2 separate regions of the Homo sapiens genome follow, and region 1 is linked to region 2. Evidence: chromatin loops called from intact Hi-C (ENCODE). Cell type or tissue: IMR-90. All regions are shown on one strand. Each heading gives the region's core, and the rest is flanking DNA. Links, peaks and the distances in the headings are about the cores only.

Evidence for each region. Peaks named below come from ENCODE experiments on the same cell type or tissue, not always from the same donor. Only the 100,000 strongest peaks of a DNase experiment are listed, where the experiment ranks them.
Region 1: a loop joins it to region 2, with 20 times the contacts of the local background. A loop is called at or near these places in 6 of 110 quality-filtered maps.

What each region holds. Positions count from the first base shown.
Region 1 is chr12:17,635,010-17,651,087 of GRCh38, reverse strand. No RefSeq gene overlaps it. Among named protein-coding and RNA genes, the nearest start is that of MIR3974, 30 kb to the left of the region's middle. In IMR-90, for the core only: no CTCF peak of the experiment used is centred there; no DNase peak of the experiment used is centred there.
Region 2 is chr12:15,976,134-15,992,211 of GRCh38, reverse strand. It overlaps DERA (deoxyribose-phosphate aldolase), which reads right to left. Exons shown (of 9, transcript NM_015954.4): 6 at 9,776-9,904. Among named protein-coding and RNA genes, the nearest start is that of DERA, 73 kb to the right of the region's middle. In IMR-90, for the core only: a CTCF peak has its summit at 9,547; a DNase peak (open chromatin) is centred at 9,531; H3K27ac peaks cover 333 bases.

The DNA.
Region 1 (16,078 bases), core at 4,873-7,372, 1.7 Mb before region 2:
CATCTTTAGCAATATCATAAGAAAGTCAAATAAATTTTAGAAATTCTAATAAACCACGTATAATCTTTTTAAATTTAATATTTCTTTTACATGTCAGGATTTTTAAAACCTGTAGCCAGTGAATTCACAGTTCCTGGTTTCTGCCACATTTTCTTTTGCATTGAGAGAGGAATAGTCATTCAGATTTCCCTGAATCTCAGACGGCCAGGTAATATGTTTTCTGTAAAACTCCTGTGAAAAGTTTCTTTTAAAAAAATCACTCTTTCTCAGGAGGACTAATAGTGAATAAAAGATTCCACAGCAAAAGATATTGGGTAGAGCAGCAAGTTGTATCCAAAATAAAAGTTATACCCAGACATTTTTGAAGTTATGATTACTCGGTGCTGAAATGGCTTCAAGTGATGAAGGACTGAGCCCTCTCCTTTTCTACAGAAGACATTTCTGACTGGTTAATTGTTGTTTCCTATTATTTTACCTTTATTTTCTGATAGTTTTCAGTACCCACACTACCACAAACATCATCATGCCTAGTACTGTCTGGCTAGAGAAGAGACTATGATTTTTTCTTTTTCTTTCTATTAAGCATTCTCACAGTGTATACCACAGAGTGAAAGTCAGAACCTGAAACCAACATTTAAAGACAATAGTCATTATATACTTGGCCATGGTCACCTATCATGAACATTCACCAAAAAGAACAACCTTTGGACTATACTATAACAATTTAATAAGGTAAACCCTATTCTTGTTCTGGGTCAGTCAAGTAATTCATCAAAAGAATGCATTTGTAAATTTATATTCCAAAAGGACAGCATAACAGAGAAACAGAGAAAAAAAATTTGTCAATGAGATACCCTATATTCTAAGTCAACTCTGTTCGTTACAACTAATCAGTTCAAAATTAATTTGGGGTATAACCTACATAGCCATGACTATATGCTATTTTTCTTTAAACTAGTTCTTTCCTATTTAGAAAATCAAAAGAAAAGGCAGTTATGATGTGCAAAGTTAAGCGGTTCTCTATTGCCAAGGTAAAATTTAAAATTATGTTAATCACCAGCAGTTATTAATTAAACTATTGCTCATTGGACCTTAACTCCAACTTTTACTCCATGTCTATAATATCACTTATTTTCTGTTAATGTTATAACCCTGGTAATTCTGAAAGATAAAGCAAGTGCCTGGCTCTATCCCTAAATGTCAACCGTTTAAGTGGTTTGACTTTTATTTTCTATTTACTTTGGTCAGTGTAAATTTCTATGGGTTTTGCTGGTTGGGGGAAAGGGGATTTGAGGATCTGTAGTTCTTGGTTATTAATATTTGACTTTGTTAGTGCTATCTATTTACTATATGACTTTGGAAAAAAAAATCAGATATTCTTTCACAGCCCTTAAAATGCATGGGGAGTGTAATCACACATTGGGCCTGCAATCTCTATATATTGCTGTTCTCTTCAGTCTCACATTTAAGTAACAATGGCTTTTGATCTTTTATATATTTTATTTTCTCACTCCAGTACGTGTTTGTAGAATCAGGAATTCGTAGTTTTTTCCTTAAAACATTATACAGATTATGTATCGTTTTATACAGGAAATGTCACAATATGTCAGAAGCATGGCTAATCTATCCCAGAGTTTTGTTTCAGACTGCACTACCTGTAAGAATGTTGTAAGACTCTGCATGGGAACCTCAATGCCACCATCCTCTGAGCTAATGGCATAGTCTAAATATTCTCTACGTTGAACCCAATTCTACCAATGAGTACTGCAGAGAACAACTCTGGGCAGAGTAAGTAGGATGTTCTCATGGATATTATTTACAAGCTAAGAATCTCTCTTCTTATAGAGGTCTAATTTACCTATGTGGAGTTGGCCATGGGAGGTAGAATGACAGAGCACAGATAAGTAGAGCCAGTGGTACAAATCTGTGGCTCTTCCACTGTTCTGTAGTTCCATTTTACCTGATTTCCCTCAGTGCCAGCCTGCACTTGCTTGGTGATAGAGCCAATTCATAAACCACAGTGCTTAAAAGAAGTTAGCTTTTCCTTGCTCTTCTGAGTGGTATATATTTACTATTTTTCAGTATTTCTTCATCCACAATCAATCTACTTTCTATCTCAGCAAAAATGTCTATTTTAAACATACCCAAACACTTAGTCTGGCTTTTCCAACCACAATCTAGAACTTTTAAGAGCTTTGGGCTTCTTAGTCATAGAGTTCAGCAGCATTCCTAGGTGGGTTGATGTGATCTCCACAAACAGTCCCACCAATCTCCAAGCTTATTCTTTATCAGAGAGGTAAGTAAGAGATAATAATTTACTTCTCAAAGTTCAAAGGATGTCTCTGTTCTCTGTCCCACATAACTTAGCAAAATTTCACAGAATGGGCCAGGATTTATATTTTAATCAGTCAGTCTCAACAGGCTATAAAGCACCACAGCCCTTAACTCTTTGCACTGCTTTCTCTGGGAGAAAATTATCATGATATTATGAATGTAGTTCAGTAAAGTTTTATTATTTTTTTGAGACAATGGCTCACTCTGTCACCCAGGCTGGGGCACACTGGGACAACCAGGGCTCACTGTAGCCTCAATTTCCCAGGCTCAGGTAATTCTCACCTCAGCCTCCAGGCAGATTGCCTGAGTATCTGGCACTACAGGTGCCCACCACCATGCCCAGCTAATTTTTTCCTTTTTTTTCTAGTAGAGACAGGGTTTCACCATGTTGCCCAGGCTACCCTTGAACTCCTGGACTCAAGCGATCCACCTGCCTCAGCCTCCCATAGTGTGCTGGGATTACAGACATGAGCCACCACACCTGGCCATAAAGTATTCTTAATGGTCATCAGGTTCAAGGCTTATCACATTGAATTATGACAGTATGGCTGTAAATTCAAGTATCCACGTGAAAAAAAATATATGTATATGGAACGTTATTCCATAAAAACGCAAATTGTGCCTGGCTGGACCTCAAAATGGGTATGGAAAAAAGTCCTTAGCCAAGTCTTTCATGTTTTTTCAATCACTTGTAACCTGTTGCACACTTCAGGTACTTCTTGCATAGTCTTTACTCTCTTGGGTGTAGCTAAAGAAATAGTGGGGAGCACTTTCTTTGATCCCTAGCAATGCACTCTTAATTTCCATAATCAGTTTGCCTCATGTGCGGGCCAGACAGGCTGTTGAAAAAAAGAGGTTAAGAACACTCACTGTACTTCCTCTACTACCATTTTCTTATTTATTACATCCAATAAGGGCTTGGGCAATTATAAAGGTTCTCCTTTATCATGTCCATTTGAAACCAAGGGAAGGGCTAACTCATGCAAGTGTAGTAAAGGCAGAATCTCTCATTGAGACTCAATATTCATTCCAATTGTGCATGTCAATAACAACAACACAACCCCAGTGTATTAGTCCATTTTCACACTGCTCTAAAGAACTACCTGAGCCTGGGTAGTTTACAAAGAAAAGAGGTTTAATTGGCTTCTGGCTTCTGCTTCTGGGGAGGCCTCAGGAAACTTATCATCATGGTGGAAGGCGAAGGGGAAGCAGGCACATCTTCACATGGTGGAGCAGGAGGGGGTGGGAAGTGGACACACTTTTAAACAACCAGATCTCGTGAGAACTTACTATCATGAGAACAGCAAAGGGGAAGTCCGCCCCCCGATTCAGTCACCTCCCACCAGGGCCCTCCTTCAACACTGGGGATTACAATTTGACATGAGATTTGGGTGGGGGCACAGAGCCAAATCGTATCACCCAGAATATTTAATATTTCTTCTAGTCACATTTTCTAATTTGTAGCATAACTCTCCTATCAGGACATCTCTATATAATCCTGGTTTACCTTTGACCATTTCTTTCTATCCCCCTTGGGAATACCTATACAATGAGAAATTGTATCCAGTGATAGTTTTGCATAAAATTACTGGAATATTTAAAATCAAAAGGCCTTTAATGCCCCACTATGGGTAAGATGAATAGATATCAACCTAGTAGTTTATATTTTTTCAAATCTATAGCTTTAACTGATAGTGTAAATTCGGCTCTTTGTTTAAGCATTCTTCATTCTAAATCCTTCATGATTGGATTTGAATTTGTCCAGGAGAGGATATATTGACTAAATTGAGGGAGCACTTTAAGAGGTTAGGGAGGTGCTAAAGTAGATGTTTTATCCCCTCAAGCATCTGTAACATCCCACCAGCTTAATGATGGCAGCCCCGTCAGTTTCCTCATTTTTTCCTATTTTTCAATAGCCACCTGAAAAACTTCATTCAGCTAAGTCGGTTATCAGGCCCTCTCCCTGCTTTTCTTTTCTTTCTTTCCTTCCACCCATCCCCCATAGTAACATCTTTTTGTATAGCATAAATGTTTTCTTCATCATTCAGCCCCACGCATGATCACTTAGCTAGCAGACCAATTGCTGTTTTTGGAATATTATTTTACTCCCTCCTCTCCTCTCCTCCTCAATGACCCCAAATCCCTGGAGCATAGTTGATATATTTTTGCATCTACCAGGGTTTGTGCAAATAGCATGAATTTAAGTGTGTCAATCTGATCAGGTATAGCCAATCTGGATTGCTTGCACCTATGTACTCTTTTGAAAGTAGTATTGTGGCCAGGCACGGTGGCTCAAGCCTGTAATCTCAGCACTTTGGGAAGCCAATGCGGGCAGACTGCCTGAGGTCAGGAGTTTGAGACCAGCCTGGCCAACATGATAAAACCCCATCTCTACCAAAAATACAAAAATCAGCTGGGCATGGTGGTCCATGCCTGTAATCCCAGCTACTCGGGAGGCTGAGAGGCAGGAGAATCGCTTGAACCCAGGAGGTGGAGGTTGCAGTGAGCCAAAATCCTGCCACTGTACTCCAGCCTGGGTGGCAGAGTGAGACTCCATCTAAAAAAAAAAAAAAAAAAAAAAAAAAAAAAGAAAGAAAGTCATTCCATCTGTTGGTAAAGGAGAGTGTAGGGAGGTTACCTCACTCGGTATAAGCCTTCAGAAACCTTATCATTACCCATTGTTACAAGGTATATATTAAACCATCTGAAAGCCGCTTCTCACAATAGTTTTCCGCCATCTGGAATTGAGACATAACCCCTTTCATTCAAATGTATATAAAATTAGTGACATGCTCCCAAATCACTTCTTTTTTCTGATAATTCATGCTAACAGGAATTCATCAGACTCGTTCTTTGATGTCTTCATAAAGAACCCCAGCTCTAACCAGAGTAACCTCTGGAATCTGAGGTCACCTGGGTTATGATTGAATACAATGTCTTTGTTCAGTAATCAATTAAAAAAAAGTCTTTCTTTTTTTTCTGTTTTTGATGTTTGACGTTTAAAAAGATTTAAAAGTCTGTCTTTTTTTCTGTGTTTGATGAGGACTGCTATCACCAGCTAGGGAATAGCATGGTTTTATAACCTTCTTTAAACTTACATTATTTGTGTATTCACTTAGCTAATCTCCCTAGATCTAAACCTATTTCCCATAAATTCCACTGTTAAATCTTTCCCTCCATAGATGGAGTCAAGGTTTTTGCTACTTCATAACAAGAATACACTATTCCGGCAACAAACCCTCATTATGTTACACCCTCATTATGAAACCCTCATTTCTTATTAAAAAGTGTTTGAGTGATCATAATTTACAGGTCTAAAAGTTAATCATGCCTACTCTACCAATCTGTGTTGTCAAAAAGGGTTGAAATATTAAATCAGACTGAGGATCTTAACCAGGAACCAGATCTGCTCAGGACTCAAATGATACAAGCAAACATCAAGATATTCCCTGGAGGAACTCGAAATTTTCAAATTCAGCTCTCCAAAATATCAATTCTGTTCCAACCTGGTTGGCATTTTGGTGTAGGATTAACTATGAGGTTTATTAGCAATATATGCAAAAGCATTAAACTCAAAAATGAGCCATTTCAATTTTGAAATGTCCCTGCTTTGTATTCCACTAATTTGACAGCTTATGTAACTACTCTTCATTTCCCAGACATTCAAGTTCCACAAACCATAAATCCCAGATTTATCTACAATAAGCAGTCTAGACTGGTCAGGTATATCCACCTAAAATATTTTATAGATAAAGACTCCTAGCATGTTTCCATCAATGCACTCTATTAATATTTGCAAAGAGGTCTGTCCAAAGTCAGACTCCACCCACCACTCCAGTGTCCCTGTATGGAAGGAGTGTGCTACAGGCCTGCTGTTAATTCTTTCCTTCTTATTACTGGATACCCATGAACAATGAGGTTTGTTTCAGTAGTTTTAAACATTTCTGTCTAGAGCCACTTTGACCTTCTAAATAGACGGCCTGGAACAATTTCAAATTAGATAATAGTTTCAATCAGAATAACCTTAAACTGTTTCATAAAAATATTTGAGCAACTAAAACTCCTGACTGAATGAAAAGCCCCATCATTTTACTTCAGTGAATACATGAGAATTATTTGTAATTATGAATATTAGCTGTCTTTTTCAGATCAAATCTTTTACATTAAAACCCATTAAAACACTTGTTTTTTTAAAACATATTTTCAATTAATAGTATAATTCCAGGGAATGGATCATAAACTATGAATTAGTGGAAATTTGAATCAATTCAAGTTTCTTATAACAGTATTTTTTTACTTATTTCAATCTTTGGGAATTAGTTGCCTTATGAACATCTCACTCTTCATTCAGTTTGCTGGCAAATGGCAGGATTTCAAAATTATTTAGCAGTTTTTCCAGAGTGCCTTGTAATAAACCACTAGACCAATAAGATGTATTATAAATATACAAATAAATAAATTTATGAAACTTTGTTACATTATGATAATAAACACATTTATGAAACTTTATATTACGTTATGATATACATCTCATGGATCCAGAGAGCACAGTAGCATATAAAAGATTCTAAAAACTAACATTTCCCCAACTCTTTGACAATGAACATCCTTTTAACAAGCAAGCTGCTGTAGCATCTTCCAGAACTATCATCCTGTATGATAAGCTTCTGGAAATGGATAGTCTATAGAATTGATTTCCAGTTTCTTATTCTAGCATTCAAGTCTTCTTGACTCTCCAAACTTGTCTAGATGCCGCATGCTCTTTTTCAAATTGTCTAGTCTTCTCCTCGCTGTTCCTGATAACACCATTCACAGTCTTTCCTTGGAATCCTGCCTTATTATTTTTGCTGCCCTGATATATTCTTCTCCTTCCTTTCTCCTTCATTATATTTCATACTTCCTTCATCCTTCAGGTCATGTTCTGTTCCCCTGTCAGTCCTCTTGGTTTTTGTGCTTCTTACTGTCCTTACTGATGCCTGTCTTGGCTTGTTTTGATCTTAAATTCATTCATCTCCCTTTCTTATCTCTATTCTATGTTGGGAGATCATCACTTTTGCACGCTACATATTTAGGATCACTTTTCATCAGGCTTCCTACTATTTTCAGCCAATTAAAGACCTGCTCATATGACTGTAGGGTAAGGGTAAAGAAAGTGTCAGAGCTTTTCTCCTTGCTTCTTTAGCAATAGTGGTATCTGCTTCAAAGCTTCCCCTTCACCTAGACTGGTCTACCATGTATAGGCTTCTTTTGGGTGGCCTTGGTCTCTTCCTGTGTGTACTGTCAGTTCTGTCCTTTGATGATCAAGTAGAGGAGTGGTAGCAGCTTCTTGTACTTCCCAGCTTTTGAGTTAGGGTTTCTAATGCATTTCATGACTTGTATCCTAATCTCCTGTATGAAATTCCTTCTCTTTAAGAACGTAGATAAATCACTCCAAGCTGCTATTTCCTATTGTACCTTGGTTGATATACCACCCAAGTATTGTCTGAATTACCATTGGATAACTCCGTTATACTTTTCCATTACTTCTTTAAAATGTATATTGTCCATTTTTCTTTATAACAGGATTTCTGCACCACACTGCTTATGATAAAGATCTGCATGTAATATAAATTCACTGTGTAGAATGATGTTTTGAGATATGCAACAGGAATAGCTGACGATATTGCCAATTTTTGTGATGTGAGGCTGAAGTGGTAAAAATATTTCTGACATTTCTGATATTCTGATAACATTTCTAATCTTTTATTATATTAGTATATAATATATAACATACTAATATATATATTTGCTTTGTATTGCCACAAGCTTGCGCACTTCTAATCTTTATTTCTGTGCTCTAAACACCAATCCTACTTCAAGTCAGTGGTCACCTATTTCTTCAGAAAATTAGTAAATAAATTAATTCTCCCTTGAAATTGCCTCAGGAAACCAGAAGGGATGCTCTGTTTCTGTCTAAACATTTCCAAGGACATTGGCTCATTTGCCCTACTTGATGAACAGTCAACTATAATCTCTGGGTGGCTCATTCTTTTCTGTACAATGCAAAGTATAAAGAAAAATTGGGGGAAAAGCCCACAACACAAACAATTACCACAATCATCACATTTAGGACCCAGAAAGCAACAAATTAGCAGACAAAACACAGAGCTTATCTCAGGTTTCTTCTCATCTGTCTTTCTAACCCATCTCTACTTCTTTTTTTTCCCGTTTTACTCTGTGGAAACCAGTGAATCTACTATATGAAATAACAACAGAAAGTCTGAAATCACAGAAAAAGAGATGCTATCGTGGATTTGCATATACAAGTTAAATAAGTTGTATTTCTCCAAAGCATTCATTGGATTTTATCATCTACTCTGTTCCTTGTTGATTAAGGACGTTTTTTAATAAGCAATATTTTCCTTCTGTTAGGACATGTTTATGTTGCAAGGAGGACTAACACAATAGGAAAATCAATTTTGACTGCTTGCTACGTTGTTTGAGGAGCCCTCTGCAGTTTCTTTCCCGAGAACCAGCGGATAGATTTCTACAAGGTAGCCACTAGGTGGCAGCAGCAATGTAAAAGCACCACCGGCTGTAACTGGCAAATTACGAAGTTGTAGATTGTTTTTTTTGCTTCATCATTTTTGTTTTGCTTCTTTAGAAAACACACACACACACACACACACACACACACACACACACACACACACGCAACACACAAGAAAACTTGTATTACTTATGAAAAGAACGATTAAAAATAACAGTTGAATGTGTTCTGCTTTTTTATGCAAAGGTGAAAGTGAGCAGAGCTTAAATCAGGGACTCTCACGGGTGCCTGATGCTTCCAGACGCGAAGGTGCAAGAATAAACCAAACATCCTCTCAGGTATTTATCATCTAGACCAATTTTAACTTAGTATTTAACACTTGGACTCTTATATAATGGGGAAACTAGCAAAGCAAATCAACCCCCTTTTGGGGGACAGAAAGTTGTATGTTGTTAGAGCCACCACATAGAGTCCAGCATCTTCCACAATATTCAGAATACTCCTAAACTATTTTAAGAACCATTACATGGCACATGTATACATATGTAACTAACCTGCACGTTGTGCACATGTACCCTAAAACTTAAAGTATAATTAAAAAAAAAATAAAATATAATCAAATCTAGATAATTTCCTGTAATTAAATGAAAGCATGTTTTTGTTAATAAAATATTATAAACTCAAAAAAGAACCATTACAAAGCTAGAATCATTCAACAGCACAGTAATATTAAAAAAGTTTATTTTAATGAAATAGGACATATGACATACCTATGTAAAGTGAAATTTTAAAAAGACAACAGGTTATCACATTTACTATAATTTGTTATTTTTTCTCTTAAGCTAATGCATATATTTTGTAAATAAGACCTACACAATATATATATACACGTATATATATATATATATACGTGTATATATATAAAAATATTATAAAGGGTAAAAACCATGACAATGAATTTAGTTAAACCAAATCACACTATTAATACCCAATGACTTTTTTCAGTATCAAAATATAATTTCCAAAGAAACATATAGTTTATTTTATGTAATATATGTTTTATTTTTCCAAAGTAAAGTAGTATGTAATTTGTTTAAAATTTTTTGTCTTAAATCTGATTGAATATTGGCAACATATACACAAATGCTTCCTGGTGTAGTGTTTCAAGAGAGCTAAACTTCTTTCTTCCAGTTTCTACATAGGATTAGGCACAAGATGTGCAGTGGAAATACTGATTATGCCACAAGTTAGCAAAGACTTTGTTATAAAGAGTTCATGGTTTGGTGAGATGTTTTATTCCCATTGTGTTTCTTAGAATATATTCATCAGCATGCTGTAACTGTGAAAATAGATGGGGACACTGAAAATGTGAGTTCCTGCACAAACCACTAAGTAACTTCTGTTCGTAGTTTCTTTTTCTGAAAATTAGTACTTTGTGGTAAGTATAGTTTCATGAAACCCAAGTGAAAATTTTAAGATTCATTCTGTCTGAGGTGAAGCTCTATATTCTTATTTTTAACAAGATATCTATGTGGATCTGCAAATAGGCCAGATTGGGCACCTCTACTCCAGTGCCTTTCAGCACAGCAAATCTGATGCATCTATCCTGAAACTGTGCAGGTGAGTCAGGCTAAGAATGCTTCATTCTTTAGGAGAGTAAAGGTAAAATACTGGCTACTGGCCCATTGTCAACATGATGCTCTATTGAATTATGGTGGATCCCAGTGGGTCCTTTATCAGTATAAATAATCCTTCTGCACGGCTGGGATGCTCCATTATTTTCATCTTCTAAGGAGGTAACAGATATGAGAAGTCGCTGAAGAACAATAGAAGTAAGAGGTACTTTTTAGAGATGAAAGTATAATTAACAAATATCAGACTTTAACTTCATTTAGAGGCGTATTATACCAACTAGAAAGCCAACACTGCCAAAGCTGTCATTTCATTTATTTTTCAAATTTCCAAATATTTGCTACATGAGGATGGTTTAGAAAACTCTCAAGTTCCTATATATTTGCATAAATCCATGGGACACAACTGCTTAGATTAGGAAAGGAGTGGTTGCTTTTATTCTATAACTTTTATTAGCAAATAAGTTACCAATTGGATAGCAAACATTTTCCAACCTAAATTAGAAATGTATTTAATATAAAAATATTCCTTGCAGTACTTAACATTTAAATGCATTGCCACTGTATTATCAGTGAAGTTTCCATTGAGAGTATTGAGACAGAGAAAGAGAAAGAGGGAGAGGGGCATTGGAAGGGGCTTTGAAATCGGGATACAAGAAACAGCCATGGAAAAGCAACCAATTTTCATGATGGTTATAAAACTCACATGGGTACTCATTACCTTGTACATATATCCTTCAATCCTTAATGAAGAGTGCAGTATACTTAAGCAGCAGGATATACTTTTGATATCTATGCTACTTAAGGCAACGTTGAATTAGCATGGGTGGACTGACTTAGTGAGATGAAAACCTACCCCAAATTAGGCCAAACCCTTTGAAGAGATATGGAAATGAGAATGCAAAATCATTGTGAGAAAGGTGGGCTTTTTGTTCTTGCTTCTTTCACATCTCCTTTTCCTACATAGATTTTAAAAATAGCAAAGATTGAAAAATAACAGTATCTTAAGAGTAACAAAAACATCATAGGATGTGGTTTGGTCTAACGGACACAGAAGAACCCTAGATACTATACCTTTGCACTTAGCTTTCAACCTACAATGGAAGAGCATGCACGTTAAACATATGGGCTTTTCAGGTATTTGGGGGAATTTAATGGCATAACTCACTGTACTGAAAGAGAATCACACCTTCAAAATCTTGTAAAACTCTAGAAATATTCTCCAGTAGATTTTTAAGATTTTCAATAAAAGTGTTAATTATCCAAAGACCTGAAGGCTGTAGGAGATTACTTCAGGGATTAAGGTTTTCAGCTCTGAGTTGCAAGTGTATAGCTCATCTATGTTCAGCCACACTGAGCAGTCTCCAGGATTCTCTGGTTGTAGGTGTGAAGGAAAGATGTCAGACAGGTGAACCAGCTCAAAGCTTTAGGCCTGAAAACCTGTAACAAGGATTGCTACCACAAAGCAAAATACAGAACAAATATGACAACTGTAAACAGCAGACACTGAAGTCTACCTGAGGGAGAAGAGTGGGAGGAAGGAGAAGAGCAGAAAAGATAAGTATTGGGTATTGGGCTTAATACCTGGGTGGTGAAATAATCTGTACAACAAACCCTCATAACACAAGTTTACCTACGTAATAAAACAAACCTTCACATGTGCCTCCGAACCTACAATAAAAGTTTTTAAAAATAAGTAAATACAAATCTATTTATTCACTGACATATATTTTGTGTGTACGTGTTTGGTATAAGTAAAAAGCACCTATACCTGTTCAGTGTATAGGCTTATTGAATTAAGAAACCGAGGACAATTTTTTAGATAGAAATATATAAACAATGATGTAAATCTTAGGCACCACAATCTATATGATAAATCTAACCAGTTCTGACCTTGCCGCAAGAATATCCTAGAGTTCTTGAACTTGCAACTTCGTCAATATAACAAGATAATTTTTTGACGAAGATAAAATCCATACTATATAACAAGAACTTTATGCATTTAATCTCACATGTATTTATTACACAAACTACAAATGATATTCCCTGTGTTTAAATACCAATTTCTATTTTCTTTTCAACAGCCATTGCCAGTGTTGTTAAATGCAGTTTTTTCTAATATCCTCTTATGAGAAAAATTCAATTGGGGTATTATTTAAAATGCAAAATATTAGTTCCCATCAAGCTAGGTGTTAGGGAAACCATATATTTAACAAGTGAATTAGGAGGTATTTATATTCAAAGGAGTTTGTAAAATACTGACTAAAGGCTGAGAGCAGTGGCTTATGCCTGTAATCCCAGCAGTTTGGAAGGCTGAGACAGGTGGATCACTTGAGCCCAGGAGTTTGAGATCAGCCTGGGAAACACGGTGAAACCCCATCTCTACAAAAAGTACAAAAATTAGCCAGATGTGGTGGCATGCACCTGTAGTTCCAGCTACTCAGGAGGCTGAGGTGGGAGGATCGCTTAATTCCTGTAGGTCAATGCTGCAGTGAGCCGTGATAGCACCATTGCACTCCAGCTTGGGAGACAGAGTGAGATCTCATAAAAAAAAAATTGAATTACCTATCTGGAAAAGAAAAGAAAAGAAAAGAAAATACTGACTAAGGGAACAGTTCTGAAATAGTCTATTGCCTTCTCCTATACTCTACTTTGTTTTTCTCCCACCCAGCTTCTAGTAGTTAAATGCCTTATTTTGGTTATTCAACGTGCAACCTTCTTCCCAATTTGGTAGAGTCAATATTGTGTGCGAAACTGGTAAGATCCTATACCCTGCTATTACTTTGCAGGACACAGGGAGCCCAGCAAATCTTACCCAACCTCAACATTCCCAAGAATAAAGAGAAAGATGGACATTATAAATCTATAAATCCTGTGGATTTTAGACTTCACGAACCAATCCCTTTATGCTATTCCAAGCCTACTGTACAACGCACATTGTTCAACCTAGATTTGTGCTCAGAAAGGATGATTTGGCTTCCATGGAAAATTGTACTTTCCCCTATAGATTGTTGGTGGGAATGTGGAAAGTGCAGACACTATGAAAAACAGTATGGAGGTTCCTCAACAAAATTTTAAAAATAGGGCTATCATATGATCCAGCAATTCTTCTTCTGGGTATATATTCAAAAGAATTAAAATCGCGATCTTGAAAAGACATTTGCACCCTAATTTCCTAGCAGCATTATTCACAATAGCCAAGATATGAAAACAACTCAAAGCCCATTGACAGAAAAATGGATAAATAAAATGTGACAGTTACATAAAATGAAATACTATTCACCTTTAAAAAAGGAAATACTATAATTTGCAACAATGTGGATAAACCTAAGACATGATGCTAAGTAAAATGGGCCAGTCACAGAAAAAAAACTCACAACTACTGCATAATTCCATTTAGATGAGATATCTGAAATAGTCCAACTAATAGAAACAGGGAATAGAATGGGTTGCAGGGACAAGGAAGGAGGAAATGGGAAATTGTTGCTCAGTGGGAATGAAGTTTCACTTATACGAAATGAATAAATTCTAGAGATCTGCTGAACAACATAATACCTATAGTTAACAATACAGTATTTTGTACTTCAAAATGTGTTAAGAGAATAGATTTCATGTTATGCATTCTACACACACACACACACACACACACACACATACACACACACCCCACAAAATAACACAAGGACATTTTTGGAGGTGACAGATATATTTGGAATCTTGATTCTGGTGGTGGTAACATGGCGGTATATGTATGTTCAAATTCATCAAAATGTATACGTTAGGTTTGTGCAAAATTTTTGTACATCAATTATACCTCAATAAAGCTTAAAATTTTATGGGAAATTCTGCATCTGTTGCAGCTTCCTGAGTCTCTTATTCAGGTGGTGAGTGCCTGTCACTACATTCACCTGGTATACTGAGCATTTCTTCATGACAGAAGGGGGTGTTTTAATGTTCTATTAGGTGTAGTTCAAAAATCTCTCTCACTGAGAAGAAAAAGGGAGGATTTCTGCACTTGTAGGTCCTTATTTATTTATTTTGTATAACGGAAACTACTGTAAGACCTTCTTGTACTAAATATGCTTCTTCTGTGGAAAGTACTTAATCTATGCTCTTATCTTTGCCATTAAAAACAAAAGCAAAAACAACTTCTAGTCACCCTTACTACGTCAAATTCTCCTATTATAGCTTCCATAGAAGATTGTACCTCTTATGTCACTTGTCACCGTCACAATCTTACATGGTGAGTGTTTATTCAGCGATCATCTCTCTTAACTACTAGTTTTTATTTGGTTTTCAATGTAGGTAGAAACTATATCTTTATTACTTGCTTTTATAGCTTTAATGTCTCATAGCTTCAGGCACATAAAAATGTAAAAATGTTAGTAAGAACTCAAATGTTTTCAGAGTGTCATGAGCTCTGCTAAAAGCTTTATATGAATCAACTCATTTAATCCTAAAAACAATCCTATAAAATTATTACTGTTATTATGCCCACTTTACTGATAAGAAAATAAAGGCTCAGAGATGTAAAGTAACTCCTTCAAAGGCATACAATTGCTATGGGGTAAAGTAAGGATTGAAATCTAGGCTATCTGTCAGTAGCAATATTTATAGAACAAATTGATAAATTAATGAATCAATGAATGGAATTTTCTTAATGACATTATTAAATTGATCAAGATCTCATAGGAAATTAGATTTGATACCTTTCTTCAGTTGCACTGTGTGTTAATAAATTGAATGCTTTCCTTGGAAGTGTAGTACTGGCTTATGTATTACTGTTATCAAATTACCATCTAATTTTAGACATGCATAGTGATCTGTCTTATTACAAAGAAATAATACACAAGAAATCTTTAATACCAAATGTCAAGACTGTATAGCCTCTGGTATCTATTAACTGTATATTGCTAAATGTACAGATAATAAATCAGTAACCCCTGTGATTTTCATAAAGTTACCAGTTAGAAGATAAAACATTGAGGTGATGTTTTTAAATGTCTAAAACTCTATTGACCATTTTGTATTACTTCTAGCAATTTTAGGAAATATGTATATTTTTCTACTTCCTCAAAGAGTGGCCATGAATAAACAAAAGTGGAGCGAAGAATGGTTTTTAATTGATAAATTTGGATTATATAAATGACTGATCTAGATATTCTCTGTGTTTTAAAATAATTATTTGCATGAAAAAATTAAGGTTAATATCTCTTTAAATGGAAGATAGCTCTTATTGGATTATTTAATTATGTTCTTAAAATTTTCTGGAAAATGTCTACATTTTCAATTATTAATCTTTATAACTTTAGATGTTTAAAGCATATGACCATATGACTCTTAGTGAGTCTTAATCTAGAAATCATCTTAAGAATTTGTTTAGTATACAAATACGGACATTTTAGACTAGTTTCTGAAAAAAAAAATTTACATAATTTTAACCAAAAATTTAATTTCAGCCATTCATAAAATTGGATAAATTAAATACAGATTAAGATGGTTAACCAAATTAATTCCCTTTGTCTCCTTTGTCAATTATAGTAGTGAAATTCAATAGTTATTCTAATAATTTCCTTCCTAAATA
Region 2 (16,078 bases), core at 8,110-10,609:
TTCACTCATTCATTGGTGTATATGGAAATATATTCTTAGGCTCTACTATATGCCAGGTTTGATAGTAATCGCAGAGGAATAAAGTTAAGGAAGGTGTGGTCCTTAGCCCAGGGAAGAGCACAGTTTTGAAAAAAAAAAAAAATCTAACAGGTAAAACAGTTGATGCTGATACTATGTTACAAATGCTACTGGTATTTGCAACTGTCCTAAGAGTATAACAGCATGATCAATTAATTCTGCCTTTGCATAATCAATAGGAGGTTTGACAGAGTACAGAAATTTTATTTAAATCTTTTAAAATGGCCAAGGAGTGGGGACAAAGCTATAACAGAGAGAGGAACTGGTAAAACAAAGACAGAAGTACCTGGAATGTTTCCAAACATCAATAATGACCATATAGAACAAAAGCAAAAAGATCTTTCTGACTAATATTCTAATTGTATCATGTAAGAGTACCTACTTCATAGGGTTGCTGTGAAGATTAAATGTAAATGTGCATAGATCATCGAAACACTGTCCAACTCATAGTAAATGCTCAAAAAACTTGAGCTATTATGACATTGTTGTTGTATGATAGATTCGATTATATATTTTTCATCTATTTAAAATGCTTTTATTTGTTTCTGGTTCCTGCCTTGGTTCTGGATAATTACAGCTGCTGATTAAGTGACTGTCAGTTAAAAGATTTTTATTTGGATACATGTCTGAAGAGCTGATGTTGCTGCTATGGCATCCAAAATAAAAAATTTAAAAGAACTGTTACATAAACATGGCTAAAAAAGAAACTATCAACAGAATAAACAGACAACCTACAGAATGGGAGAACATTTTTGCAAACTATGCATCCAAAAAAGGTCTAACTTCCAGCATCTCTAAGGAACTTAAACAAATTTACAAGAAAAAGCAAACAACCCCATTAAAAAGTGGGCAAAGGATATGAACAGGCACTTTTCAAAAGAAGACATACATGTGGCCAACAATCATGAGAAAAAGTTCAACATCACTGATTATTAGAGAAACGCAAATCAAAACCACAATGAGATACCATCTCACACCAATCAGAATGGATAAAATTAAGAAGTCAAAAAATAACAAATGCTGGCGAGGTTGTGGAGAAAAAGGACCTATTTTACACTGTTGGTGGGAGTGTAAATTAGTTCAGCCATCATGGAAAACAATATGGCGATTCCTCAAAGATCTAAAGACAGAAATACCTTTCGACCCAGGAATCCCATTACTGTGTATACACCCAAAGGGATATAAATCATTCTATTGTAAAGACACATGTATGCATATGTTCATCGCAGCAATACTCACAACAGCAAAGACATGGAATCAATGTAAATGTCCATCAATGATAGACTGGATAAATAAAATGTGGTGTATATATATGCACCATGGACTACTATCCAGCCATAAAAAAAGAATGAGATCATATCCTTTGCAGGGACATGGATGGAGCTGGAGGCCATTATCCTTAGCAAACTAACACGGGAACAGAAAACCAAATACCAAATGCTCTCACTTATAAGTGGGAGCTAAATGATGACAACACATAGACACATCAAGGAGAATAACAGACACTGGGGTCTTTTGGAGTTTGGAGGGTGGAAGGAGGAAGAGGATCAGAAAAAACGACAAATGGATACTCAGATTAACATCTGGGTAAGGAAATAATCTGTACAACAAAACCCCATGACACAAGTTCACCTATGTAACAAACCTGTACTTGTACCCCTGAACTTAAAAGTTAAAAATAAAACTAAAAACAAAACAAAACAAAAAAGAACATGGAAAGTAGCGTACCACAAACATATCATTAACTAGACCACATCTAATTGTGATTCTCAATTAATCATTCTTTTGTACCTTTCTTTTTGAATACAGAGGCAAGTGTTAGCAAAGTAAGTTCAAATATAAGATTCATTGAACAATTCTGCTAATATAGTAAGCTTTGGAATCAGTACAGAAAGAAATCCAGCTCAATGTCATTTGTCTCCCCTACAGCTACACCAAATGGTTTTGAAGGGTTATGCTCTAAATAATGCCTTGAAAGAGTATAGAAAAAAAAAGATTTCATTATGTTTCCTTTCTTATTGACGTAGGATGGAGAAGGAAGGTATACTAATATTTTTCAATAACTTGCAAAGTACTTTATTTACAGTTTATGATGCACTCACATACCTTGCTGCATTTGAATTGATAACCAGATTAATTTATTTGTTCAAGGTCACAAAATATGCAAGACAGAACAAGAGTTCTGGTCTTCTGACTGTGTTCCTTGCTCTAAAACATTTTGAAAGATTTCTAAACAAGATTAAACCAATAATCCTTACAGTTTAGACTACTAACATTTAGTTGACCAAAGTTGTTTAACACAATTTTACTTACAATGATGTGTAAGACCAGACTAACATAGTTAGATATCTCTACCTGGTCTCCAAAGAATTTCTTTTTGACCATAATCTAAATGGCTACAAAAATTATAAAATAAATTGTTATGAATGTAATGACAAATGGTTTCCCTTTGAGATTCTGATTCTAAATTAATGGGAAAACAAAAACAGAGAAGAATAACAGACATAACAGAATGTCACCAGACTCGCCCTCCTGCTATAAATAACAATAAAACTCAGGCACTAAAAAATTAAAAGCTCAAAATACAGACCCTTGAAATAACCCAGCTGTACAAATTAGCACATAAGGCTTTAAATCAGCTATTACAAATATACTCAAGTACTTAAAGGAAAATATGATCTCAACCAGTGAAAAAGTGGGGACATGTCAGTAGAGAAATAAAAATTATAAAAAAGAATCAAATGGAAATTCTAAACTAAAAATGTACAGCAGCATACATTTCACTGGATAGGCTTAAAAGCCAATTTGAAATAGAAAATAAGGATCAAAGTGATGGCAGCAGTGGCCTGTCTGGAGCAGCCACCGTGGGGATGCCAGTTGCAGCGGGGGAGGCGTGGCTAGGGCTGCACACTCCGTGGAGCTGGTGAGGTCTGGGAACAGGTGGGAGCTCCACCCTCTACCATGTTGGTAGGGCAGGAGCCCTGTGCTCCCAGGGGCAGCTGCATCCAACAAGCCACATCTCCAGACCCAGGCATTCCTGTGCTCTTAGAAGCCTGGGAAGCCCTCTACCCCTGCAGGCTCAGAAGTACCTGGTCCCACTCCCTGGCCTCTCCCTACTCCTGGAGCCTTCTCCACTGCGGAGCAAAGCTGTGGCTGAGCCTGGATGCTGCCGCAATCTGGCTGAGTGTGCACACATTCAGGGCAGCGCTGACACGCCAGCCTCCCACCGCCTTGGCCCCCTCTGGACTTTGGGCGACAACAAGCATAGGAGAAAGGCCAAGGGGCTGAGGGCAGCTTGGTGTGGGTCTGCAGGCGCCCCTCAGTGTGAATAGCCTGGGTGCCGTGGACAACATGATGATGGTGGTGGGAGGCAGACAGGTTCCTAGGCAGGAAGGGATGGGTCCCTGGTGAAGCCCCACCTTCATGCCAGGGATGGCCTGAAGCCTGGGAACCAGGCTGCCAGGTCTGAGTGAAGGCCACAGCCTGGAGTGAGAACTTCATTGATGACCATTCAGGCAGTCCGATGGTGCTTTTTCCAGGCCCATCCATGGCCGCCCATGGACCAATCAGCATGCACTTCCTTCATTCTGAGCATATAAAAACCTCAGACTCAGTCAGACTCACACACTCACAGGGACGACCTGCCTGCAAAAAGGAGCTACCCACTACAGGTCTCCTCTCTACTGAGAGCTGGACACTTGTTGGGATGACCTGCCTGCAGAAAGGAGCTACTTGCTTTGGGTCTCCTGACAGCTGTTCTGTTGCTTAATGAAGCTCCTCTGTGCCTTGCTCACCCTCCAGTTGTCCAAGTACTTCTTTCTTCCTGGACACAGGACAAGAACTCAGGACCCACCAAATGGCGGGACTGAAAGAGCTGTAACACAAACAGGGCTAAAACATGCCCCCGACTCACCACATTGCAGGTAACGAGAAGGAAGAAGGAGCTGCGGCCCTTCTGGGAGCCCAGAACTCAGGGCTCCCCCAGCTAGGCCTGTGACATGCTGTAACACCCTCTTTGGGGCTCTGTGGTTCCTGGTGTCTCCAAGTTTTTGGGCACCATGTGTTCCCCTTGTCCAGATGCTGGTGCCCACAGCAGAAGCTGCTTGTGGTACGTCTGGTCCAGCCACAGCCTCGCATGGAGTCTGCACCTGGAGCTGCCCACCCTGCCGCAGCTGATGTGCCTGGCTGTGCACAGTGGCTGGACCCCGCGTGCACTCACTCACACATCCCTTGCCACTCCGCGCCTGGCTTGCCCTTGGCAGCTGTGCGACCCAGGCCAGCAGTGTGAGCCAAGTGCAGCCTGCCGGGCCAAGTGGGTGGAACAAGTCCAGCAACCAGGAGCAAAACTCAAGCAGAAGTGCACGGAGGTTTCTGACTGGCAAAGCGACACCCTAAAGATCCTGTGACAAAAGAACTTGAATAAAGATCCATGTAACCAATCAGGAGAACAGAGGAGAAAAGAAGATTAAAAATAAAACAAACAGGACCTCAGTAACCTATAGGATAATATCAAATAGTCTAACACTCATGTACTTGGGGTCCGAGAAGGAAAGACCAATAGAATGGGGTAGAAGATGCATTTAAAAATATGGTTTTAGGCTGGGCACAGTGGGTTACATCTGTAATCCCAGCACTTTGGGAGGTCAAGGTAGGCGGATCACCTGAGGTCAGGAGTTTCAGACCAACCCGGCCAATATGGTGAAACCCTGTCTCTACTAAAAATACAAAAATTAGCCAGGCGTGGTAGTGTACACCTGTAACCCCAGCTACTCAGGAGGCTGAGGCAGGAGAATCACTTGAACCTGGGAGGTGGAGGTTGCAGTGAGCTGAGATCACGCCATTGCACTCCAGCCTGGGTGACAGAGCCAGACTATGTCTCAAAAAAAAAAAAAAAAAAAAAAAAGTACATATATATGGTTTTGAAAACGTCCTAAACTGTTAGAAAACATCAACCTCCAAATCCAAGCAGCTCAGAAAAGTTCAGGATAAATACAAAGAAAACCATACTTAGGTCGGTTGTGGTCAAATTACTGGGAAAACAAAAAAGACAAAAGGAAAATATTGATTGACCATAGCTAGAGTAAGATAAGATATTACATACAAGGAAACAAGAAGAAATGGGATTCCAAGAAATGGAATGACTTATTTAAAGGCTGAAACAAGAAAATGCTCAACCCAGAACTCTATATTCAGCAAACTATCCTTAGAACATGGGGGTGAAATAAAGACATTTTCAGACGAATAAAACCAGAAAGAACTCATCATCAGCAGACCTGTACTGCAAAAAATACCCAGGGAAGTTTCCCAGACTGAATTATACAAGATGGAAACTCATATTTATAGGAAGAAATAAAGACTAAAGTGATACATTTAGGGAAAACATAAAATACTAGCTTATCTTAGTTTTTTCTTTGTTAATGTCCTCAAAAGACAAGTGACTGTTAAAAATTCGTATCATTGTAGTAAGAGGTTTGTAATATATATAGAAAAGAACATTAAAATAACTCAAAGAACCAATGAGGATGTAAATTAAACTGTTGTAAGGTTCTTCCATTTGTGACATGTATAGTGAAACAACATTAATTCCAAGTAGACTGTGAAAAATTAAGGATGCACATTGTTAGAGCAACCACTTAAAAATTTTGTGCAAAGAGTCTGTAGATAAAAAGCCAACAGAAGATACAAAATGTTACAAGATAGCTAATGAACCCAAAAGGTTGCAAGAAAAGAGGAACCAAAAATAGATTCAAACAAACAGGAAAAAGTTTGCAAGATGACAGACTTAACTCCTACTATATCAATTACATGAAATGTAAATGAATAAAACACTCTAAAAAGTAGAAACTGTCATAATAGATTAGAAAAGAAATGCCTACAAGAGATACATTTTAAATATATAGCCACAGATGGGTTGAAAATAAAAAGATGGAAAAAAATATATACCATGCAAGTATTAAACACAAGAAAGCTGGTGTGGCCAGATGAACATCATTAGTAGACATTCAGACAAGGACTAGTATCAGAGATAAAAAGGGACGTTTCATAATGACAAATGTGCTACTTCAACAGGTAAACATAACAATCCTAAAGGTATATATACATAAGAGAGCTCCAAAATACATGATGAAAAAACTGACAGACGAAAGGGATAACCAGACAAATCCACAATCATGTTTGGAGACTTTAACACTCTCTTAGTAATAAACAGAACCAGTAGACCAAAAAGAAAACAAAACTAGATCTGAAAAACATTATCAACCAATTCGATCTGACATTTGCTCTAACATCTGAAATACACATTCTTTTAAGTGCACTTGAAGCATATAACTAAATACAACCATAAAATGAGCTACAAAATAACTGTTAATTCCAAAAGACAAAAGATTCTTACAATGGATACTCTCTGAGGATAACAAAATCTTAAATTATAAAGCAACAATAGGATATCCATAAAAGCACAAAATATTTGGAAAGTAAATATCTCATTGTAAATAGCACTCTAAATAACAAAAGAGATCACAAGGGAAATTAGAAAATAACTTTCACTGAAAAGTAATGAAAAAAAAACAACAAAATAAAAACTTGGCTCTCTGAAAAGATTAATAAAATTGGCAAAGCCCTAGCATGAACAAGCAGAGGAGGAAAGAAAAGCAAAAACAACAACAGGAAAGGAAACAAAAATGACCAATATCAAGAATAAAGAAAGAGATATAACTACAGATCCCACAGATATCAGAATGGAAGAACATATTATAAACAACATTATGCCAACAATTTTAGCAACTCAGTATACTTACACAGTGAAATACTTCTAGGCAAACTCCTTAAGATCTCTTATCTCTTATTTTTAGTGAGGGCAAAACAAACCAAAAACAAAGCACCCAAGAGTTCACACTATGTGATTAGATAATGTTCTAATACTGGCAAAGCTAAGCATGGTGATAAAAGTAGAAAAGTGGTTGCAGCGGGGACAGCAGGTGAGCTGAGTGGAGGCGACTATAAAGGGACACAAAGATATTTCTAGGAGGATGGAAATGATCTGTGTCTTGAAGGGAGTAGTGGTTACAGGTGTTTGCAAACTGCCAAACTCATCACACTGTCTATCTAACACCTGAATTTTACTGAATGCAAATCTGCCTCAATGAAATTGATTTAAGAAAAAATTTTTTATACCACCACAGAAGTAGAATACAGAATTTAGTCAGAAATTTGTAAATTACTTTTGGGGAGATTAGTTTGTGCAAGTTACATATAAAATTGGGACAAGAATATAAAAAATATTTCAAAATATTTCAAGTTCATCAAAGAATACTTCAATTCTATTATATACCTTCTTAACAGAGTAGGAAGTATAAACTATAGGCCAGGAAGTATGCTACATGCTTTCATATATTATGCCTCACAAAGATTGTGTCTTTCATTCATGATAAAATCTAGTGTGTGCCTTGGGAAATAGCCATGTTACAAGTGAAAAAGCAATAAATCTGGAGCCAGAAGACCAGAGTGTTCAAATAGTGATACAGGTTATTTATTAGCTTTGTGACCTTAAACAAGTCACACAATCCTAGATTTCTTCCACTCCAGGACTGATGTGAGGACGAAGGAATATTGTTTCAATGTACCTGGTAAAGCACACCATGAATACGGTTTTATTACTCATACTAAGTGCTCAACAAACACTGCTTAAATGAAGAAATGAAGTGGATAAACAACATGAACAGAGAAACAAGCAGACAGGAAGAAATAAAGGGACATGTTTATAATCACATTTTTTTCTGTGGACAGGATGGGTGGAGGGTGGGACACAGCTTCCAAAGCGTGATGACCTAATACCACATTTGTATCATGAGTAGTAGGTGCTGTGCGTAGGACAGGGTTGGCTGACCTCCCAGAATGAATACACTTTCATTGTGACCAGGATAACAGCTGGGGTAACAGGTATCACAAGATTGGCTCCGATGTGACCCTGAGGAGTATCTCAGCTCCATGTGCACAACCAACAGCGTGGCTACCACAAAGTATGTCCTATAAGTGGCTGCTGTTATTCGTTTCCAAACTTTTACTTTGTTACCTGGGCTAACAATCACTTGTGCTGGCAAGCAGCATAAAGGGGGGCTACCTGTACACCAAGTAGCCTCCAAGGGGCTTTTCCCAGGTTCCTAAGAGGCACAGTGAGTCTTCTACTGTGAATCTTTGAAATGCCAACATCACTGATGAACAACTGTTCAAAGTGTTCCATCCCTTCTCATCCTTAGGTTTTTCTGAGATTTTGCTCTCAGATAACAACTGCAGATATTTTCTAGATACAGCAGTTGTGCCCAGAGCAACAGCACCATTGCTGACTAGTAGGCTGATTTTCAGTAGAGTTCCAAGGAATGATCTACTAGGCCTGACAGAGCACTCAAGAAGTACACAAGAATATGGCTGGCCCAGATTCAAGACCAGAGAAACCAGGTATCTTCATCCAAATATAGGGCCCCTAGAAGGACACCTAGAAATTCAACACTCAATCACAATGTCATGTGATAAGTTATATGATAGGGCTTTTACTTGAATGCCGTGGGGACACACAGAGGAGATAATGGGCCAAACAGCAGGGGGAGAAGCAGTGTCAGGGGAAATAATTCCTGAAAAAGGTGGTACCTGTGCTGAACCCCAAGATGTGGAGTTATTTGGGCAAAAGGCATTCCGGGCAGGAGGCACAGAACGTACAAAGACTCAAAAGGTTGGATGGCACCATCTGCAGAGAAGTGCAAGTAACTCTACCTGGCTGGAGAACATGGTGTGAAGGGAAAATGACACAGCAGAGGCACAGCCAGGGTCTTAGGAAGGACCTTTTTAAAATAAGAATCAAGGAATGTACACTTTACCATAAAGATGAAGGGAAACCACTGAAGGAATTTTAAGCAAGCAGTACCATAATAAAATTAGCATTAAAAAAAAATTGTGGTGACAGTGTGGAGAACAGATTGGAGGGGAACAAAAGTCAGGAAGACAGGGGAACAGCTGAAGTAATCCCTGTGGAGGAGGATGGTGGCCTAAGACAGCAGCACTTAGAATGGAGGGAAGATGTGTCAGACACAGCAAAGAGGTCTAGAGAGAACTCTCAAGGCTTCTTCACTGATTTATGTGAGGTGAGAAAAAGAAAGAACCAAGCATGACTCCTAGGCTGCAAGCTTGGATGTCTAAATGGATAGACCTGCTGTTCACAGAGATAAAGAATAAGTCAACTTATATTTGAAAGTATAAAAATCAATGATACTGCACTAAATTTTAAAACATTAACACAAACAAAAGCAGAGGCTGTCTCAGATAGTATGGATATATATCTCTGAGATAAATGAAAAGCTTAAATTCAGAGAGGAGTAAGTCAAAGAAATTCCTGTCTAACATATGTTGATGAGTGAATAATCAAAGAATAAAACAGAAGGCAATTCACTAACAAGAGAGCCATCTACTGCCTTATAAGCATAGTGCAGCAATGAAATGCCACACACACACAAAAAAAAATGTGGAAGAAAGCCAGGAGTTTTTGACCACTTCACATTGAACATGTTTTTACAAAATATCCGATTCCTCCCGCAAAAAAATTCCAAGTGGTTAGCACGTTTAATAATAGCTAAATGCTTTCACTTACTTAATTTCTCCTAAAAACATCAATTCAATAGAAAACATTATTTGAACATAAAACACTTACCTGCCATCATTGCTATCATACTGGCTTTATAGACATTAGTAAGAGTTCCAAGTTCTCCTGTCGCTAATATAGTTTTAAGATGAGCCTCCCCACAGGCCTTGCGAAACTGACGAATCTCATCATACAGGGCTGGGGAAGAAAATAATTGAGGCAGTTACAAAGCAGGCAAGTGATAACATAACTTGGCAGCCGTTTAGAGCTGGTGGAACCCATTTCACATTTAGGAAACATAAAACATTTGTCACTTTCTAAAAATCACCCCAATTTAACATTGCCTGGAGCATTCTGTTGCAGTTCACATCCTGTTACAAGGAATGCTTAGTTTGCTACCATGAAACCGTTTCTAAGCCCTGGCCTGAGGTCCAGAGACATAGAGCTTTTTAAATATCATAATGACATGCAAATTATAAATAATTTCTGTCTTGTCCATATGATGGTTGCTTCCAACAAAAAACAAATGTAGCTACCATACATACAGTGGTGTACCCCTTTGCAAAGTAATAAAAAAAAATCTTAGGTTCTTATTAATTCTTCCATTCACAAGTAATAGGTTCTTTGGTTGGATATAAAGCACACCTTTCTTGAGAGTTATGTTCATGACAATAAAGACACAGCAGCTTGCCCCACTGCCTGCCAGAGTATGTTTATATATCTGACTAAAAAGTGTTAGGCCTGGCCAGGTAGTGCTGGACGCATGTGTACAAAGCCATCTCTGCAGGGAGGCTCAGAGATGCTGCCTTAAATCTGTTAACCCCTGAGCCCATGACCCCAGTACCACATCTGGCTTTGGAGGGTTCCACATTGGGCCCAGATTTATTTCATATTTCATATTCAAGGTAACATTTTACATGAAAGGTAGCAGGATTTTAGTAAGCAAATTAGACCAAAATCATGTGTATTAAATCTTTAAAAAATTATTTAAGTCTTTTGTCAATGATACTAGTGAATTTTGGCTTTTTCAGGCCGGCCACTATCATTTCTTGAACTCAGGCTACTGCCATGGTAACAAGACCAAGGCTTTTTCTTTCCTTTGTATTTGAGTATCTTTCATAGGAAGTAGGTTTTTTTGTTTTTTGTTTTTTGGTTTTTGAGATGGAGTCTTGCTCTGTCACCCAGGCTGGAGTGCAGTGGCGTGATCTCAGCTCACTGCAACCTCCGCCTCTGGGGTTCACGCCATTCTCCTGCCTCAGCCTCCCGAGTAGCTGGGACTACAGGCGCCTGCCACCACGCCTGGGTAACTTTTTGTAGTTTTAGTAGAGACGGGGTTTCACCGTGTTAACCAGGATGGTCTCGATCTCCTGATCTGGTAATCCGCCTGCCTCAGCGTCCCAAAGTGCTGGGATTACAGGTGTGAGCCACGGTGCCCGGCCCATAGGAAGTAGTTTTATAAACATACAGAGTAAACCAAGCAGGAGGGAAACATTCATAATAAGGGTTGGGGTAAGCATTTCTTAAAGCTAAAATGAGAGTTCTATAATTCACAGGCTTAGTAAAGTACATTTAGAAAAATGAAAAATTAGTCTCAGTTAAAACCACAAGTTATAACAGCCAAATAAAGCTTGCCTTCTCAATCACAGAAAACATGAACTTGAAGCTCAGAAGTGAAAAATGAAGAGAAATGAAAGCAAATATTCTATTCCAAGATGCTCAGTAAGTTTAGAAAGTTTGTTACCACTGAGAGATGGTACCCACAGAAGGTTCAATAAAGAACAGACTATTTTCACAGATCCTTAATAACGTGCAGTTCTGAGTACTAGGGATGATCTGAGATGCCACACCACCTACCTTACCCTGCCCATCTACCTAACCTGGGAGAAAATCATCCTACTTATGCCTCCAATATGACAACCTGTGTAAGAATGTTAAAAATAGTAATAGACTATGGAGCGAAAAAAAAAATTATATTCTTTTAATTCAGAGAATGAATTGGATGGAATGACATTTCTTAAGTTATTGAATCTAAAAAAAGAAACTTGTTTTCTAAGAACAAGTGACAAGGAAAATCTTCTGATCTAAAAATCCAAGAACGCTAATCCAAGTTAACTTGTGATTTAATTAATGATTTTCTTCCACAAAATAGTGTTGTCATTAAAAGCAGGCTTTAGAGTAGGACAAATGCAGATTTAAAACCCAACTCCATCATTTCCTGTGGGACCTTAGGCAAGTTATTTCTGTCAGCATCAGCTCCATCCTTAAAGTGTCAATAATATTTACTTTACAGGGTTACCAGGAATGAGAGAGAGATATACAAAGTACTTTGCATACTGCCTGACATGTTATAAGCACTCAAAAAGTTTAATTATTAAGTTCAGAATTCTAGTAAAATGAATTTCCACTAAGTGTTGTGTTATAAAAGTCAAATCTTATTTCATGGCCTGACCCAGTTCCAGTAACCAAAGTTCTGTTGGATTACTGCTTACAATCAGTGAGCCATCAGACAAGGCTGGAAAGTATTTTATTACAGCAGTTGTTAAAGTGAACTTTGGCCTGTAAAACAAATTCTTAAAACACTGATCACGACCATATTTGTGAACAAAAAAACACCATCCTTTTTCTAGAGTACTACCTTCTGATGCCAAGTGAATTTCTTGAAGTATAGTTAAAATTAACCACGAAAACCAGAGGTATTTTATGATTCAGTCATTTGGAAGTTATACTCTTTAATCCATGATCCAAACAGAATGAACTGCAAGTGGTCACTTAGAGCATAACTGGATTTACAAATATGCAACCAATGTCTTCTCATTCTTTAACTGCCAATTTCTAAAATCATTTTACTGGCCTATTTTACCACATAACAGGATCAAGTTTTTCTGAGAAAATATCTTAATCTTTAAGGTTCAACAGGTGGAAAGTTGTCATTTCTTTCTGTTACCATTCTGCCCAAAATATATCAGAACAATTAAATCAAAAGTTATACCAAATCTGGTCTTTTTAAAATGTGACCTGGGCTCTATCAAGTGATTGCTTCTACTCAGGCCTTTGAATCTTAAAGAGTGAGGCAAAGATGAAAGAATAGTTAGATATTTTCTTTATTATTGTGGCATCAGCAATAGCAGGAGATCCAAAAGTCCAGTGTCCCAGGGGCCAGCCACCAGCCAACAGTGTGGTACCTGTGCTGGCCAGTAGGAGCAGCACCAGCAGTGGCCCTGGGCCCAAGCTCTTCCTGTGGCACAATCTGACTGTGTTCTCTGCTCCTTATTCCCTCATGGTCCTGCTTTTTTTCCAAGCAAGGCTTCCTACTTATTCAGTGAGCTTCTTTATGTCTTCCTAATATAATAAATTCCCTTTCAGCTTCACTTAATCAGAATTGGTTTTCTTCAACTCATGAATATTTACTGAAGAAGTATAGTATTGTAGACAAAAATGTGGATTCTCCTGAGTATATGGATTCACACCCCAACTTTACTACTAGTTTATTGTTTGATTTGGGTAAGTTACTTAACTCTAAACCTGTCCCATGTTCCTCATTTACAAAATGGGAATGATAGAAGTATGCACACCTCACGGAGTTATTTTCAAACAGGTTAACACACACGAATAGATAAGGACAATATCCAGCACATTGTTCATGCTCAAGGAATGTCAGTTCCTGTTTTCAAAGTTGTTGGTGGCAGCAGTGATGGTGTTCCTGTTATTATTCAGTGCTTATCAGGCTCAGATTACAGAGGGACTTACAAAAGCAGAGGACACCATGATCTATGTTCCTTGAAGAACATAAAATAAAACCTCTTTGGGCCCCTAAAAAAACAGTCTGGGGGAAACGGCTTACTATATATCACAAACAAGTTTGTTTTTAAGCTAAGAACCCATGCTACTTTGAATAGCACAGACTCTTGAGATAAGACATTTTTGCTACTTGCTAGTTGTGTAAACATTTAGGAATTATTCGATTTCTCTAAGCCTAATTACTTAGGGAGGCTCAGTTTGCTCACATATTTTTGTGATGATTAAATAATATATGTTGCTAGAATAGAACCAGGCATTTAGTAGGCAGTTAATCATTCAATACTAGCTTCCCATATTTTCCCTTATACACTTCCAGAAACCCAAAAATAACTTTAACGAACAAAAAATAGCAAGCACTGTCCTAATACTTATGAAAGCACAACTAGAATTTGCCAGTCTTACATATAAGAAAAAATAGACCACTTCACTCCAACACAAGCCATAGAAACCACAAAGAAGCATTATTAGTGTTTAGGTCGTTTTGAGGACTTTGACAGTACCATGATAGACACCTCAGAAACTAGATGAATGACATATGCTAATCAAAGTGGCTTGATGGCTGAAATGTAACCCAGTCAATCTCAAATTATGTCCTTTAACAAACTCAGCTGACACTTTCCTTTCAATACAAATAAGCCAAACAATGGAAAAACGAATGAGCAGGTTTTCCCCTATGTTGGTAGGAAAGGACAATGGTGGGGTATGGAGTTATTATAACTGCTGCTAGACCACATACACAGAGGAAATTACAAGTGAAGCAATAAGTTCAACAGATGCCCTTTCCAAAAAATTTTTCATGAGGAATAATTACTCTAAAGGATGAGAAATCCCCTACGTTTTCAAAGCCTCTTCCCTCAAAAATGCTCAGTGTTCTCCACACGCTATTTAACCATCCATCGTGAGACAATTTGCAGTTACCTCCACACTTCCCATGTGAAGCATGAGATGTAGGCTGGGTGCAGTGGCTCACGCCTATAATCCCAGCACTTTGGGAGGCTAAGGCAGGTGGATCACCTGAGGTCAGGAGTTCGAGACAAGTCTGGCCAACATGGTGAAACCCCGTCTCTACTAAAAAAATGCAAAAAATTAACCAGGCATGGTGGCAAATGCCTGTAATCCCAGCTACTCTCTGGAGGCTGAGGCAGGAGAATCACTTGAACCTGGGAGGCGAAGGTTGCAGTGAGCTGAGATTGCGCCATTGCACTCCAGCCTAGGCAATAAGAGCAAAATTCCATCTCAAAAAAGAAAGAAAGAAAAGTGAGATGTGGAGAGATAAATGACTTGCTCCAAATCTTACTGTGGGTCAGTTATAGAACAGAGAGGAGGAGTCATGTCTTCATACGTGGAATAAAACTGTATTTCCTCAAAATTTTCTGCCTCTATCCCAGCACACACACACATGCATGCACGTGTACACTCACTGCAGTTACAACATATTCCCAGGGAAATACATTGCAGTGCTTCGAGCAACAGATTCGTCAAAACTCAGAACGTAGAAGGATGTCAACTCCCTTCTAGTTCAAACTACTCACTTGACAGATGGGCATTAGAATCCTAGGACCTGGTTTTCATTCTTCTAGGGGAAAAAAGCTGCATAAAATGAAAAGTTCCAAGGTAATGCAGAAACATAAGATACTAAATTTTGTATAATACACTAAAAATGATCTCTAAATTGCTCTTTGTTCCAAGGTAATTCAGAAATATAAGATACTAAATTTTGTATAATACACTAAAAATGATCTCTAAATTGCTCTTTTAGCCCCCTGGATGGGAAGAAAACCAGGGTATGGTGCTACAGTAGAGTTCATATATTTGAATCAGGACTTCTCAGCCCTTGCTTGGCCGCTGATTAGTGGTGTTACTTGGGAAAGTTACTGAACCTCTCCAAGCTTCATTTTTCTCCTCAAGATTAGATAGGAGAGCTTTATTTTTACAGCTCAAACCCTTCTCAAATTCTGCCAATAAATATAAAAGTATTAAAACGGTTAGGAAGGTAATCAATCATTTTTCCTTCAGATCCACCTTTGATAATAAGCACACGTAAAATGATGGTAAACGTTGACTTACTCTAAAAGTTTAAGCTGTTATAATTAAGATGAAAGAGCCTCTTGTTGATTTAGAAAGATGATTCTGAACTCTATCTTTGGGAGCTCTCAACCACAGACAAGGGAGAGCAGGGATTTTCTCAGCCACACACTGCCAAGAAGGTGGAGAGAAACCTAGCCCCCATGTCACTGGGGCCTAGAGAAATTCTTGGCCTGCATGTTGCTACATCATGGCAACATGATGGAGGCGAGGTGAGGGGGACGTGCAGTCAGCTCTGGGGAAAGTGAAGGTCACCCTTACCAGCGAGGACTGAAAATTCTAGGGGTTGGGGAGGACTTGGCAAGTAGAGCCAGGAAGACAACCCGCAGGTTCTAGAGATTGTCAAACACAAAGCAATTGATAAAAAGGCAAATATTGATAAAAAAGATGAATATACTGAAGATAATGGATAATGGGAGCAAGATATCTCACTGACGGGAAGAAGGGGTATAAATATGGAAGGGGAAAGTAAGAATAAACCATGCAATG